Linked DNA regions of Mus musculus: region 2 is linked to region 1. Evidence: chromatin loops called from intact Hi-C (ENCODE). Cell type or tissue: heart. All regions are shown on one strand.

Region 1 (8,000 bases):
CTCACAGAGACCCATCTGCTTCTGTCTTCTGAGTGTTGGGATTAAAGGCTTGGGCTACCACTGCCTGGTTAATTACTCTATTCTTAATTCTGTTATGAATTAAGTAAAGAGCCTTACTCTTTAACCGATGAACTGCTCTGTGTGCAGCTCTATTGCTATGATGAGAACCTTCTGATAACGATATGGAATCTCTCTTTCGAGTTACATAGCACTTTGTCTATATTTTATGTTTCTGATATCTGAGAGTAGTTACTATTCTTTATTTTTCTTAGAACACTCAGCTGATTCTAATTTGTGTACCAAATTTTAATCTTTTTAATGAAATGATTAATTGATTTTTATGGTCAGGGAAGTACCAGACACTCAGCTTAAACATTTTAAACTAAAACTTGGTGGTGCTGGAAGAATCCTCTTGTCTTCCTTTCCTTTTGCCAGCCACAAATATAACCAGTTACTAAATACTTTTTAGTCATATTTCTCAAATATCTTTCAAATCTGTCATTTCATCATCTTTATTGTCATTGTCTTGTGCCTTTAATATTCATGTCTCAGTAGTTTTATTTTTCATGTTTACCTACTCTGACCAAACCTCCGTAATGGTTCAGCTCTTTAAGACACAGATGATATTTTTAAATGTTTAAAATTCTTCAGTATCTCTACTTCACTTAACAATTACTTTAAGTATATTGGTGTTCTGCCTGTATGTCTGTCTGTGTATGATATGAGTGTTTGTTGTCTGAGGAGGCCAGAAGAGTGAATCTGATCCCTTGTGACTGGAGTCGCAGACAGTTGTGAGCCACTATGAGGGTGCTCCTTTTAACAACTGAGCCATTTCTGCAGCCTCTGCTATTCCTTTTTTATTTTGTATTTGTCTTCCATTAAGTTTTGTTTGAGTTTGACTATATTGGTGGGCTTGTAGGAGCTGAATTATGGACTTACATTCATTCAGTATTTATTATACACTAGGTTTCAGGTCTCAGATGGACCTTAGAAGCCTACAACACAGGTTTGTATCTAGATACTTCAACAAATATGTGCTTAGTTACTAATGTGTGCATCTGTCTGTGACTCTGTGAGTGTATGTGCATGAGCACGTGCGATGTCTGTGTCCTTACATGCACCTGGAGACCCAAAGCGGGCACCAGACATCTCTCCCATCACTCTCTGCCTATTATCTGGAGTCAGGGTCTTTTCTTGAACCTGAAATTCACATTTTGGCCAGTCTCGGAAGCCAGCAAGCCCCAGAGACCCTCTGTCTCTGCCCTCCTCAGAGTTGGGGTTTTATGCATTTGCTGAGATGCTGCCTAGCTTGCTATGTGGGTGCTAAGATCAGAATTCAAGTCCTCATGATTATGGGACAAGTGCTCTTAATTGCTGAGTCAACTCACCAACCCCCATATATAGCTTTTTAAAATTGAAATATATTTTTCTCCCCTCACATTGCCATTTCTTCTTATAAAAGAAGAGGAGAAAGAAGAGGAGTGATTGGACTCTAGAATCAGACAACCAGGGTCTAACTCCCATTGTTACTTGGTTTACCTCAGTGTGTGTGTATTTGTAAAATGGGAATGACAATATGCATCTCAGAAGCTGTTTTGAAAATTCAGTTTATACTTGCAAAGCTCTTAAAATATTGTCTAAAATATCATACACACTCTGTTTTTTAAGAAATAAATTAGTTTTGAACAAAACAAAACCTTGACCACTATTGAGAATGTTATCAGCAAATACTTTCAACAACTATTATGAGGGTAGTGTTACATTTGTTAGGAAAGTCCTAGATCTTCCAAAGTTACTTAGTACACCTCTCCAGTGGCTTGAGAGACCCTAGATGTATTATTGTACAGCTCTACAGGTCGATACCTCACATAGCCTTGTTGGGTTACAGTCAAGGTGAAGGCTCAAGTGTGTTTCCTCTGGAAGCTCTATTTGCTTGCTCATTTTAGTTGGCCAAAGTGAACAGGTGGTGTGTGTGTGTGTGTGTGTGTGTGTGTATGCTTTTGTTTTTTGTTAATAGAACCAAGATTTCCGGTTTTTCACTAGCAGTTGTCTAGAGAATATCTTTACTTTTTAGAGGTCTCTTGCATGTAACCCTCTGTTTCAGAACTGACAGTGGGGCTGTATCCTTCTCTAGATGACATGACTCTCACACTTCTTTTATTATCTCATCTTTTTCTGCCTTTTCTTGTCCAAGGAGTATTGTGATTAATTGTGCTTGCCTATATCAGATATTCCAGAATAGTACCTTCCTCTTATAGCTGCAACTTTAAATTTCCTTTGGCACAAAAGGAAACATGTTCATATATTCCTAGGATTAGGACAGAACAGCTTTTATTGGGTGGAGGTCATTCTCCTTATTTTTCTATTGAGCACCAGTAGAAATAAATTTGAATACCCACACAAATGTATATGTGTGTGTATTTCTTTTTTTACTTTATATGTGTATTTTGCCTGCATGAGTATATGTGTACTTTAGTTGTGCACTTTTTATTTACTTAGGAGTTTCTTCCAGAGTTAGAATTTAGTCTACATCTGATCTACATATTTTTATGAGTTTTAAGGCAACACTACATATCGAGCCAGGGCTACATAGTGAGACAGTCTTCCCACTAAAAAAAGTTAAAGTAGAGATGGGACGGAAGAATTGAAGGTAAGCAGAATGAATTGTTTGGTGTTAAGGGTATAAAGATTAAAATACTCTTCCTAAATAGCACTTTAGTCAATAATTATATTTTCATAGGGTGTGGGGAAATTTAACATGTGGCTAAAGCAGGAGAGTCATTGAAATATTACCAGATATGGCATTTTCACTGTATGAAGGCTGTGCTGCATATTTTATATTGCAATTTAAGTAAAGATCTGTGTAACTATTAACTTTTCTTGTAGCTGTGACTAAACAGCTCAAGGGAAGAAAGACAATTTTCACTTGTAATTTCTGAGGGTCCTAGTGAACGGATGAGGCAAAGCTTCTTGTCCTGATCCGTGGTGGCAGCAGCACTTGGTGTGGTCGTGCACAGGGTAGGGGTCAGGAAGCAGAGAAAACACATGTGCTAGAGCCAGAAGAACAGAAGTGCACCTTTCTTTCTTCTTTTCTTTTTGCTGTTTTTTTTCAATTTTTTAATTAGGTATTTTCTTCATTTACATTTCAAATGCTATCCCAAAAGTCCCCCATACCCCCTACTCCCCTACCCACCCACTCCCACTTCTTGGCCCTGGCGTTCCCCTAAACTGAGGCATATAAAGTTTGCAAGACCAAGGGGCCTCTCTTCCCAGTGATGGCTGCCTAGGCCATCTTCTGCTACATATGCAGCTAGAGACACGAGCTCCGGGGAGTACTGGTTAGTTCATATTGTTGTTCCTCCTATAGGGTTGCAGATCCCTTCAGCTCCTTGGGTACTTTCTCTAGCTCCTCCATTGGGGGCCCTGTGATCCATCCAATAGCTGACTGTGAGCATCCACTTCTGTGTTTGCCAGGCACTAGGAAAGAAATCAGGAACCATAGATTTGAGCATCAGCAACAGAATACAAGAGATGGAGGAGAGAATCTCAGGTGCAGAAGATTCCATAGAGAACATGGACACAACAATCAAAGAAAATGCAAAATGCAGAAAGTATACTTTTCAAATGCCTGCCCTAAAGACTGCAGCCTACAATACAGAGCCTCAGCTGGGAAACAAGTGACTGCATAGTTTGTGAGGGGTTATTCCTTTTCTTACAGTAAAGTGTATATATATATATATATATATGTGTGTGTGTGTGTGTGTGTGTGTGTGTATATAATTTTGTTCTTTTGGAATTAGTAGCAAAGAGTGTGTTTAAATGAAAAAAGTAGTTCTGTGAGTTCAGCTTTATGACTGTGTTTAAAGTGTGATCAGATCATTTGGCAGTCATGGATGTTAGAAGTAGCTGTGAAATAAAATCCAACAAATAACCCCTAAATATTAACATACATTCATATTACCATTTATTGTGTTATATGCTAGCATAGACCATGTTTCAGAGTCCAGTTAGAATATAGAAGCTACGATAGTTCTTTGAGCAGAAAAACATTAATATAGATTATCCTGAGGCAGAGTACCCATGAATTGAAAAAAATGGACGAAGCTTTTTCCTTTGTGCCTGAGGCTGAGATTCAGACACTGTGGAGGTGTGGCTGCGGCCCACTTTGCTGTCTGGTGCTTGCCAAGCTAGGGCAAACAAAGTCGTCTGTTTTTATGAAAGGAAGTCATTTGTGGGGGCTGTTGGCCTTGGTGGATAGGCTGCCTGTGGTGCTCAAGGAACCCTTTGGGAAGCTTATTGGAATGTCAGTCAGATTTACTAAGAGCTTGCCGGTGGGAGTGCCTCCAGAATTTGCTGGAAGGAAGGCCTGTGGGGTGCTGGTGAAGCATACAAGTAGGTCTAATACTAGTGGGTATTCATTAGCTCCAGGTAGCCATGTAAACAAAAGCAACAAAGCACGGAGACATTTCTTCCTTTAATGTCATCATGGCTCCCTCTACTGTCAAATCTTAACATTGCACCCCAGGGAAAAATACAAAGCTGGGCAGAGAAGGGTAGATTTGGAACCGAGAGGCAGTGGATTTTTAATAGGCTGCCTGTCATAGACGATGCTGTCCTCAAATGCCCATATGTAGAACAGCATTGACTTACTTTTTATTCTATATGATTCTTTCTCTGGGCTACGGGGTGCGTGTGTCTATTCTGCACCATTATCATCCCCGGCATAGACTATTATGTATGCACACACTCTCTGTAATGTTGTGCATAGAGCAGTAGAGAACAGTGTTGAATCAAATTGTCTCCTTAAGTTTCTTCTCAGAAGTGCATGCATAACTTCTGCTTACATTTTGTACAAAGCATGTTTTATGATCATGCCTAGGTTAGAGTAGAAGGAATGTATCTCATCATGTGGAAGAACAAGAAATAAGTCGTGGGTTAATAGGATTGATACTGTAAAGTTTGGCAGTGTCTACGACAGTTATTTATAATTTATCCTTAAAAATCTTGTCTGGGTTTGACGTTTTTACAAGATCAGCAAAAATTGGTATTGACATAAAAATGGTATGCTTAACTTCTGGATCAGTAAATTTTAATTGCAGTAAGTGTAGCTATTTGCATAAAACAGTGTGGACCAGAACACACTTAAGGAGCAGGAAAAGTTTTTTGAAGGCTAGATACAAATTAAACTTTGTTTAAAAATTTGCATTAACTTTAGCTTACACAAGATATATGAGATATGAAATCTTTTAGTCTTTGTGTGTGTATTTAATGTGTGTGTGCATATTTCTTTATGTGTGTGGGTGTGACATGCATTCATGTGGAGGTCAGAGGACAGCATCCAGTATTCACCTGCTCCTTCCACCTTGACACAGGCTCTTAGTTTTTAGAAAGCTTTGTAAGACAGACTAGCTGTTTCTCAAGCATCCGGAAATTCTCCTGTCCCCATCTTTGATCCCGACGTAGGAGCACTGGACTACACTTGCTGTGGGCTACTATGTCTGGCTTTCTGTGGATTCGGGGAGATGTGGATTTATGTCCTCATGTTTGCATAGTAAGCACTTTACTCTCTGAGCTACTGAGCTGCTCTTCCCAGCCCTGGAACAGGAAATCTTTTGATACTGAAGAAGAGTTTTCATTTTTGGCCAGTTGTGGGTAGAAGATAAAAAAATAAATAAAAATGAGATGCTTTGACTAGAGTTTCAGCACCATCATAACATTTCGTTGTGAAAAAATTAAATAAGCTCTACAAAAATCTACAAAATGTTAAAAACAAAAGCTGTGATCTCTAAACTGAAATCCTAATGCCAAGGTCCTCTAGGATTCATGTCAAATTGGACATTCGAAGTGCAAAGGTGCACAGACCATAGTCCTGTGACTGTCAGTAGACAGGACAGCAGCCTCCAATTAAACACACTCATTTTTCTCCAGCAAAATGGATGAATATTTACATGTGAATCAGGGATTTTTCTTGAAAGAGATTTTTGCTTTGTTTTCCAGAGATTTCGTATTTTGGAATTATAGTAAGGAAATTACAGGATTAAAGTGGCACTATACAGATGAAAGTGCCCATAAACTATGAGTTCATTATAGCCACAATGACTATTGATGACATCGTCATTTCTAGTCACTCAGGTAATATTTAAAGGGAAGAAGTGAAATTCTTGTTTCTTATGCATATTGTATAAGACAAACATTGTGGTCTTTCAAGAATTTTTGAAATATATTTTCAAGAATTTTTTATGATGGTCTCTTCAGATTCTTCTTGTTGGCGACCACTGATAAGGAAGTCTATACAAGCATATTGTAAAACCTTTAGAAATGCCCTCATTCTTTTTGGAAAATATTGATGGAAAGTCTTTGTCTTCTTAGGATTGTGATTATTTATCTTCAAATTTTACTTCAAAGGTAGTAGTATTTTTTGACTTATGGTCTTCTTTTTTCTTTCTTTATTTTTAGGTATGTCTTAATACCAGGTATTGCTGCTGCTGTTGAAGATAATGATTACTTGATATGTTAGGAAATATGCAGATAAAAGTTAGAATACTTTATAGGCATATGTAAAGCAGCCCAATTGTGACCAAAGCAACACTTAGCTTCTGTGAAGTGCTGCAGGTGGGCGCTGGGGAGAGGCGTCCGTGGTGCCTGTTACCAAGCTTGCAGTGCATAGTCTCAACTTTTAAAAACAAAAAGCGTTTGCCTTATACATGGTTAAGCAGCTTCTAAAGTATTTTCAGAGTATATACAGTGTTGAAAACAAAAAACAGTGCTTTGGGGTTAGATATTTATTCATATATTTTTAAACAAATGTCTTTTGAATTCCTGCTATAAACTAGCCACTGAGCTAATTTGAGAAACTGGAATTAATACAGTATCTATACTGGAAGCTTTACAATCTAATGGGATAGAATAATATAAATGAATTATTTAAAGCAGGTGTAGGGCTCGCACCTATAATCCTAGCACTTAGGAGGCAGAGGCAGAAGGATTGCTGGTTTGAGAAGAGCTTGGATTGTATGGTGAAGCTGCCTCAAAGACAGTAAAATACATAATAATTGCTGTAAAATAGTCATTTTGAACTGACACAGGGAGAAGGGTGAGTATATGAACATTGAATATTTAAAGAAGGCTTTATATCCAAAGATAATATTCAGGTTTGCCTTATAGGAAAATATTCAATATGTGTAGAATAGGGGCATTTTAAGCATGTTCAAAAGATGGGCTATGAAAAAATATAGTCTTTTGGGGCCAGTATTTATATTACCAGAAGAAGGAGATGCAAAGAGGGGATGGAGTGGTAGGAGAGGAAGCTGATGTGCAGGCTCAACTGTAAGTGTTCTTACGCGCAAGTCTGGAAGTCAACTGATGAACATAGTGTAGAAATTACTAATTTTGAAAATATTGAGCCACTTTCACGCTGATGGATAGGTATTACTGAGAGGATAAATGGATGCTGCTGTTCAGTGTAGCCTGTAGAGGAGGGTTGTGGGACTTTGTAACCTGCTCGGTGTGGCTTAACTTCTCCCTGGAAGGCATACAGACAGTATCTGGAGTTCAGAGTGTCCTGCTGTTAGAAACAACAGACCAGGCTGCAGGCCAGGTGGGCTGGGTTTTAACTTGTGTCTCAGGGGAGTAGCCTCTGAAGCATGGAGTTTCTAGCACTATGGGAAATAGCATTATCAGTAAGCTTGCCCACTGCCTTACAGTGTCAGGGGATTGCTGGGTACCGGAAACTTCACTACTTATCATTTTAATGAGGAAAAAATCAGGAAAAACTGGCACAGTTTTAAAGATCAAAACATGACACTATAATAGAGGATAATACAATGCTTTCTAAAATCATTTATGAATTATTAGAGTGGTTATATAAATAATTTGGAGTGTAATTCTTGCTATGTGGTAAACGTTTATTTGGGGAAAAATTTATTTTAACTTATATATTGGGCTTACGTATTGATTTTATATTACAGTATTAGCCGTTAAATATTTAGCTGTGCTTCTAT
Region 2 (8,000 bases), 280 kb before region 1:
ATATCATACCAGCATCACCAGAAAGCTTGCTGTTTGAAAGAAGGCTGGATGCGGTCCTGGACCAGGCTGGCATCCTTTGATCCCTTACTTCCCAGAGGTTCTCCTGCTGTGCCTGGCTCCTCCATGGGGTAGGGCTGGGGGAGTGAGGGCTGCAGCCCAGAATGAAAGCTCTGAGCAATTGGAGACTCTGCAGTCTCTTCCTCCTCCTCCTCTTCTCCTCCTCTCCTTCTTCTTCCTCTTCCTCTCCTCCTCTCCTTCCTCCTCCAATTTCCTCATCTTCCCTGAAGTCCACCATTTACTTGAAGGTTCAGAACCCACTGATCCCACCTGTCCCAGCTCTGGCCTCCTGCATCCCGAGGGCACAGTTTCCTACCTAGTGATGGTATTCTTTTTGTTTTTTCTTCTGATCAGTCCCTTACATGGTAGTTTATTTCCCAAAGCACTTTCTTTTTCTGAGTTGATAGATCACAAAAGCATTGTTTTGTGTAGATGAAGACAAGGATCAAGTTTTTCCGTTACAGCAAAGACATTGTAAACATGTACATGGACCTTAAATAGCATACAATGCCATGGGGAAGAATGAAAACTAGCTAAACCCCGAGGTGACCAATTTTATTCCATTTCACTGTGTAACAAAGCTTATCGTTTGCAAGAATTTTGCGATGGAATTCCTTTTCACATCATTAAGTTGCTTTCAGTGGCTTTGATCAGCAAACCAGTTTCAAATTTGTCTCCAAAGTTCATTACCCGAGGAGACTTGTAGAGTCAATCTTTCAGAATCTCAGGTTTCTTAAACATATAGTGGAAATAAAATAATATCCAAAGGAACAGACAGATGGGCCTCCTCTTATAGACTGCGATACAAAGAACAATGGGAAGGAGGGACAAACATGATAGCTGGGCCCACAACACAATGACCTCATTAAGTGGAATGCTAATGGAGCCCAAAGGCTAGCTGGGGAAGGGAGATGGAAGGGTCTTGTATTGTCTACTTTGTGCATCAGCTGACTTTCAGGAGACCCAGTCATCATTGACAGAGTGCAAGGCAGTTTGGGGTCCACAGAACCATGTTCACGAGGTTGAGTGTTCTAGAGAAGGTCCAGATGTCTGTCTCCTAATCCTTCTCTCCATATTTGAGACACAGAATGTGTTATAGTGGAGAGATGGCAGTTACCTGGAAACAGCTTGATCTACATGCTTGTTTTCCTTGTGCCACATTCTGCCCTCCTCACCCATCATTTCAAAGTTGTGTTTTGCACTTAAAAGGGTGCTAGCTCTTAGGCCCTCTAGGCTTTGGAATCCTCCCAACAGCATCATGACCATTTTATAGGCAAGGGAAGTAAGGCATGCACTGTATGGCACAGATAGTACCATATACGTGATGGAGATGAACCTGGTGGATCAGAGCATCACAACGCAGGGCATGGGGCCATAGCTCAGTGGGTAAAGTGTTTTCCTAACAGCACAAACCCTTGGAGTTAATCCCCAGTGGGCAATGGGAGTACTGAGAAGATGAAGGTAGTGAAAGACCTCCGTGGGGATACCCCCACCCGAGTCACGAGATAGCGTGAGTGATTTGGGGTGTTGCCTCACCTGAGTCAGAACATGGGGGAGTCCTCACGTGTGGGTCTTTCAGTTGGAGGGTCAAAGTTCAAAGCTGCAATTTTACGATGGTGAGAAAACAACACGTACACTTTGGATATCACAATTCTAATTTCAAGTTGGGACCTCTTCCTCGCACCTGCAGTGCCACCTTCTCTTACATTGACAGTGGACAGAATAATGGCTTTCGGTCATCCTGGAGATCACCAAGGAACCAGCTGATAGCCCACGGTGAACTGTGGCACTGCAACCTACATTTTCAGCGTGCGTTGGGTTTATTAAGCTATGAACCATCTCCCCTGTGCACCAGCTCCTGGATGATGGCTCTTCTCCAGGAGGCACCTTTGGGAAAGCATACAGCCTCAGCCACACACCTCTTGCAGTTTTCCAATTCAGATTTACCAGAAAAAAATTGTGGGTTAAAGGCAATCCTTACTGGGCCTTGAGACTCTCTTCCTTAATTCTTAAGAGCACCCTTAAAATCCTCTGAGTTCCATCTGGCTCAGATGCCAGGGACTGCTGGAGTGCCAAGGACCCGGCCAGTGCCCATCTGGGGTGAGAGTGAGAGTCAGATGATATGATAAATAACATTGTTGCAGACTTGACTGGTGCTCTGAGGAACCTGGGAAGACATTAGTGGGGATAGTAACTGTTAGTACAGAGGCCCCCTCCAAAGCTCACATTCCTTTCTGAAGGGCGATGGGACACAATGAACACACCAGTGATGGTGAACAACAGGATTTTATGTTCTGAGTCCTCTGTGCTTTATAGCCCGTTGTGGATAATTGTATTTGATGTTAATTCCGTTCTGTGAGGGGCTGCAAACAAGGACTGAGTCAGCACTCAGGTGATTTCCTGTAAACCTGCTTCCCACCTTAATTTGTAAAATAAATGAGAGCTGATGGTTGGACAGATAAAAGGGAAGGTGGAGAGGAAGGTAGGGAGAGAGGAGAAGGAGAAAATGGAAGAGGGAGAGGATGCAGAGGAGGAGGAAGACAAAGAAAAGTGGAGCAGAAGCACATGGCCTGGAGAAACCGCAAGTTCTAAGGGGTCTCATAAGCTGTGGAAGATGGTAGTGTAGCGGTAGATCTGCCCAATCTAGGCGCACAGCATGTAATCATATTAATTGAGTTGTGTTTTCATTGCTGGGGCATATTTGGGTTGGAGATTTACCGCAACAACAGCCCATCAAACAAACCGTATCTCTGTTTCTTCAGTTTCTTCTGGTCCTTGCTTTCTGGCTGGCATCAATAGATGCTAATGGACAAAATGATCGCACCAACAACGATCTTGCAGAAACTGGAACTGACTGTCTCAGTAGAGAGAGCTCTTTATGTACCCTGCTTTCCTTGATTGTTTGGGACCAAATTGACCTCACAGCACTTAATAAGGTGTTTCCCTTCACCCGGCTCCCCACCTGTGCCCAGAAAACAATCCAAGAAGAGCCTCTGCTGCTTTCTGTTAACTAAGGCAGTCCAGGAACTCTAACCTGGCTCCAAACACTTTGATATGCTATTTCTTCAGGCTTGGATCTCACCTCCTCCATTAAAAGTCAAAACAGACAGAGCTTCCCCAGGCCAGCTCAGCAGGCAAGGTGCTTACTGCCAAGCTTGTGCTTGAGGTCAGGAGCCTATGTAGTAGAAAGAGAAAGCCAGTTCCTGCAAGCTATCCTCGGATTCACACAGGTATTGGATAGTACACACGCGAAGTAAAGCAAAATTCTCAACTGGGGCTGGAGAGATGGCCCAGCAGCTCAGAGCATTTGCTGAGCTTGAAAAAACCTACGTAAAGTTACCAGCACCCACCAGCTTTACCACTGTGGGAGCCACAGAGGTCCTTGTGTTCACAGATGAACACTAGGGGAACCAGGAACGCTAAATACACAGGGTTGTTTCTCCAAAGGAGAGATGTCTAACCTGTTTTCCTTCTCCACGGTTGGGAGTGGGCGTGGTTAATAGCATGGTGACCTTTGTGCTATTTACGTGGCTGAGACCACGCAGGACCCTCCCCACCCCCCACACCCGGTCGCTTATCTTGAGCTTGCTTTTCTCAGAGAATCTATAGAACCCATCTATAGATGCCACATGTACTTTACAAAGAGTTTCAGTGTTCTAAGGTTTGTTGTGCACACAGGATTGAATTAATTATCACCAGGAAACTTTTTTTGCCAAATTGGGCTGTGCACATTTAATATGCCTACAATAAGCTACTTGGGATCTCAAAGTTTGAACCTACACTGGCTACTGAGTTGTACTGAACTGAACTGTCATCTTGCTTGGCTAGCGTGCTCGCACTCCCCCTCCCCCTCCCCCAAAACATCCATTAACTCCAGTTCCAGGGAATCTAACACTCTTCTTACCTCTGCAAGGGCATGCGCGGAATGCATAGAGGCAAAACTCTCATACCTGTGAGATAAAAATAAACAAATCTAAGCAAAGCAAAACAAAAGCCCCTCAAGTATCAGCGGTAGGCAGAATATCCACGTGAATGCAGCTCTTGGCAGTCAAAGCCCTGAGCCCGTTGCGTGAGCAGCCTGTGCGCAGGGCTTTGTGTCTCCAAAGCTGCACAGTCTCCAGTTGCTTATTGTTCTTGGCAAAGTGACGAGAAGCTAAAGGAATTACCCATTGTCTGGGTTAATTCTCAGCTAAGGGACTGCCTCCAAAAGTCCCAGCCCCACTGTCTAGCCAACAATGGTTGGCAATGTGTGGCCCAGTGTAGGAAGGATGGGTGAAACCCCACGGACTTCAAAGGATAGGGTCGGCGGCAGCGTGGAATGGAATTTCTCTCTGGCAGTGGTAATGTGAGGCACATCAAGGAAGAGCCAGTGAAGCAAAGGAGCCTCTTAGGAAAACAGAAGCAGGATGCTAAATGGAGGGAGGGAACAGATGGAACCACTGGGGGGAACCAGAGGGAAGGCAGTGGTAGGGCCCTTGGGAGCCCTCAGCAGCCCATGCCTGGGAAAAAGGAAGGGATCTATTACAGTGTCAGGACAGATTTCTGTAGAGATTTGGCCTGTAGCAAAACCAGTTCAGTCAAAAGATACTCTGGCCGTAGCCGTCCTTAATCTTCACACTCTTCCCTTGACATCCCAGTCTACGTCAGGTTAAATGCACCTGTACAGGTGTTATTAACTCCTCGTAAGATTAAAAGGGGGCTTCCCCTGTCTTTCCCTGAGGCTTATGGGAAAATGCAACATGTTCTTGTGTCAGCTGATGAAACCCAGTAGCTTAAGTCAAAGCGATTCTTCTTCTTCTTCTTCTTCTTCTTCTTCTTCTTCTTCTTCTTCTTCTTCTTCTTCTTCTTCTTCTTCTTCTTCTTCTTCTCCTTCTCCTTCTCCTTCTCCTTCTCCTTCTCCTTCTCCTTCTCCTTCTCCTTCTCCTTCTCCTTCTCCTTCTCCTTCTCCTTCTCCTTCTCCTTCTCCTTCTCCTTCTCCTTCTCCTTCTCCTTCTCCTTCTCCTTCTCCTTCTCCTTCTCCTCCTCCTCCTCCTCCTCCTCCCCCTCCTCCTCCTCCTCCTCCTCCTCCTCCTCCTTCTTCTTCTTCTTCTTCTTCTTCTTCTTCTTCTTCTTCTTCTTCTTCTTCTTCTTCTTCTTCTAGACAGGGTTTCTGTTTCTCTGTATAGCCCTGGCTGTCCTGGAACTCACTCTGTAGACCAGGCTGGCCTCAAACTCAGAAATCTGTCTGCCTCTGCTTCCTGAGTGCTGGGATTAAAGGCATGGGCCACCATGCCGGGCAAGTCAAAGCGGTTCTGATGCTGCTGTGGAAAGCTAATAGCTGGCCTGTCACCATGGGGTTGCTGAGATGGAATGTTCCCTGGTTAACCCCACTTTAACACTTTAAAGATTATGAAATCTGGGAACTAGAGGTTTCTTAGTGTCTGTCTTCCTTTAATGGAGAAAAAAAAAAAAAAAGAAATCTAAAGCCTTCTTCTGCTGCAGCCTGTAAATCTCTGTGCTTAATCCCTGATAAGGAGAGGCGTGGTAAACAAACATGCCTGGCTTACTATGTGCCAGACACTGCGCATGGCTTTTTAACCCTCACAACTCTGAAAGGTTAAGTCTGCTTCCCCATCTGGGAAAATAGAGGCCCGAGAGCTGAGTGTCGATCCAACGGGACACAGTGAGCTTAGTGAGCTGTGAGGGCTGTGTTGGAATGTAAACTTCTGTCTGTCTGCTGCCCATGCCCATGGTCTCTCCCTTCATCGGCTGAAAAGTAATGATGGGGAAGTTAGTGTGAACTTCATGAGAGTTCATGAGGATGTGGGACCTGGAGCCATTCTCTTTATTTTGGCTGATAACCTACAGGACATTGTCCTTGGCGAAGTGCATCGGCCTGAGTGACTGCAGATGCCCTATTGTGCCAACAAACAAAGTAAGGCCTGGATGCTGCAGTGGTGGTGTGAGGAGCAATCAGTGCTTTGCATAACTGAAAGCCAGTGGGAAAGTTCTAGGGCACTGAGGCAGGGCAAACAGATTCTGTGCGTGGGAGCTCTCTCTGCCTCTTTCTCCCCCTCCCTCCTACCCCCTTCTCTCTCTCTCTCTCTCTCTCTCTCTCTCTCTCTCTCTCTCTTTCTGAGACAGAATCTTATGCAGCCCATAATGTCCCTGAATTCATTATGTAGCTGATAACCTTGAACTCCTGGTCCTCCTGCCTCCACCTCCCAAGTGCTGGCGTTACAGGTATGTGTCACTGTGCCCTGCTTTTCTTTTCTTTCTGAAAGGCTATCTGCACTTGTCCATTTTTCAAATCATTTATTGGACATCTATGATGCGACAGGCATGGAATTAGATTCTATACTGATCAAAAGTCGTCAAGGGCTCTATCTTCTTGAACTTAAAATCTGATTAAAAAGTTGAAAATAGATAAGTGCAAAGTTCAAGCTGTAGTTAAAGGCTACACAGGAAGTAAAAGGGCTGGACAGGAAGTAAAAAGGCTGAACAGGAAACAAAAAGGCTGGACAGGAAGTGGGGGTTACTGAAAGGACGGATAACAGAGCCATGATGGTATATGTTTAGAAGCATCCCATTAACAATTGCTTAGCGTGACTACCTATGGGAAGGCGCGAAGGGTCGGAGCATGTTATCATGATACCCTGATATCCTTCTTTATACTTTCTTTTGAGCCACATTTGAAGCAAGTTTTATTACATTTTGGCCAGGTCAATGGGTACCGGCCGGGTCCATGCCCAGATTCCCAGAGAATGACCCCTCTTCTCGACTCTTTAGTTTTTGTTTTGTCTTTTGAAACATAATCTCACTATGTAGTCCATGATTGCTCTGTAGCCCAGGCTGGATCTGAACTCTCTTCCTCATCCTCCCAGGTGCTGAAATTTGGCTTATCAAAAAATTTACATGTTTATCAATTTATATGTACTATATTATATTAGCTTAGCATATTGATATAATTGTTACATATTTTTAATTACATACACTTATAGAAAATATATTATATATAAATAATATAATATGATGTATTGTTTATTTGTAAATTTATATACATATACACGTACATATACGTATACACATACATATACGATGTTGTTTTTGAGACATGGTCTCACTATGTAAACCAGGCTGACCTCAAACTCGTAACAACCTATCTACCTCTCCTCCCACGTGCTGCAGTTAACAGGAATGTTACATACCACACACATTTAAAAAAAAATACTATAATCATGTATTGCTTTTTCTTCTTTCTTTTCTTTGTAGACATGATCTATTGTAGTCAAATTTGGCTTCAAACTCTCTATGAATTGGGATCTGACCTTGAGTTTCTTGTCCTCCTGCCTTAACCTCCCAGGTGCTGATATCTGTATAGGTGTGAGCTATCACCCCAGCTCATGTATTGATTTTTTATATTTAAAAATACTAATGTGGCAGAAAAACAAGCAGACTGAATCGAACAAACCATGATTTCAGTCAGCTTTCCTGTATCATCCACAAAGGTTTGTACAGTCCTTTGCTAGATACAGATATTTGTTGAGTCCAAGCTAAACCAAGAACGTCTCTATTTCCATTTGGGGTGAAAAGGAGAAAAGAGCTGAGCAGGTTTTTGCTGCAATCTGGAATCCAGGTCGCTGTGAAGCCTCCAATCTGTCCTTACCTCCCCAGGGAGTGAGCTGGATTGTTGACTTCTGAACCCCAGGAGAGACAAGTCCATCTGGGTTGGAGGTTGCCAGGAAGTTATCACAGTCTATCTGGCTACCCTTGAGAATGGCAGCCAGCAAATGACTCTTAATTAAAGAGGCTGTATCAAGGGGACCCAAAGCTATGACTCACAGGGTTCTAGACCTACAGAAATAAAAATGAGACAAAATTAAAAACTGTTGTCAGGCAAGAAACAGGAGGTGGCCCATTAATAAGAGTCAATGGTGACAGAGCTCACAAAGCAAGAACATTAA

Evidence for each region. Hi-C counts contacts between places; a loop is a spot of excess contacts. Peaks named below come from ENCODE experiments on the same cell type or tissue, not always from the same donor. Only the 100,000 strongest peaks of a DNase experiment are listed, where the experiment ranks them.
Region 2: it touches region 1 in a loop (4-fold over the local background); 7 of 42 quality-filtered maps call a loop at or near these places.

The regions. Positions count from the first base shown.
Region 1 is chr15:39,212,954-39,220,953 of GRCm38, forward strand. The region is part of intron 1 of Rims2 (regulating synaptic membrane exocytosis 2); the gene reads left to right. Among named protein-coding and RNA genes, the nearest start is that of Rims2, 19 kb to the left of the region's middle. In heart, a CTCF peak has its summit at 4,507 (motif pointing left); no DNase peak of the experiment used is centred here; H3K4me3 peaks cover 288 bases; H3K27ac peaks cover 231 bases.
Region 2 is chr15:38,934,458-38,942,457 of GRCm38, forward strand. All of the region lies in intron 1 of Baalc (brain and acute leukemia, cytoplasmic), which reads left to right. Among named protein-coding and RNA genes, the nearest start is that of Baalc, 4.5 kb to the left of the region's middle. In heart, a CTCF peak has its summit at 4,503 (motif pointing right); a DNase peak (open chromatin) is centred at 4,334; H3K4me3 peaks cover 1,098 bases; H3K27ac peaks cover 1,542 bases.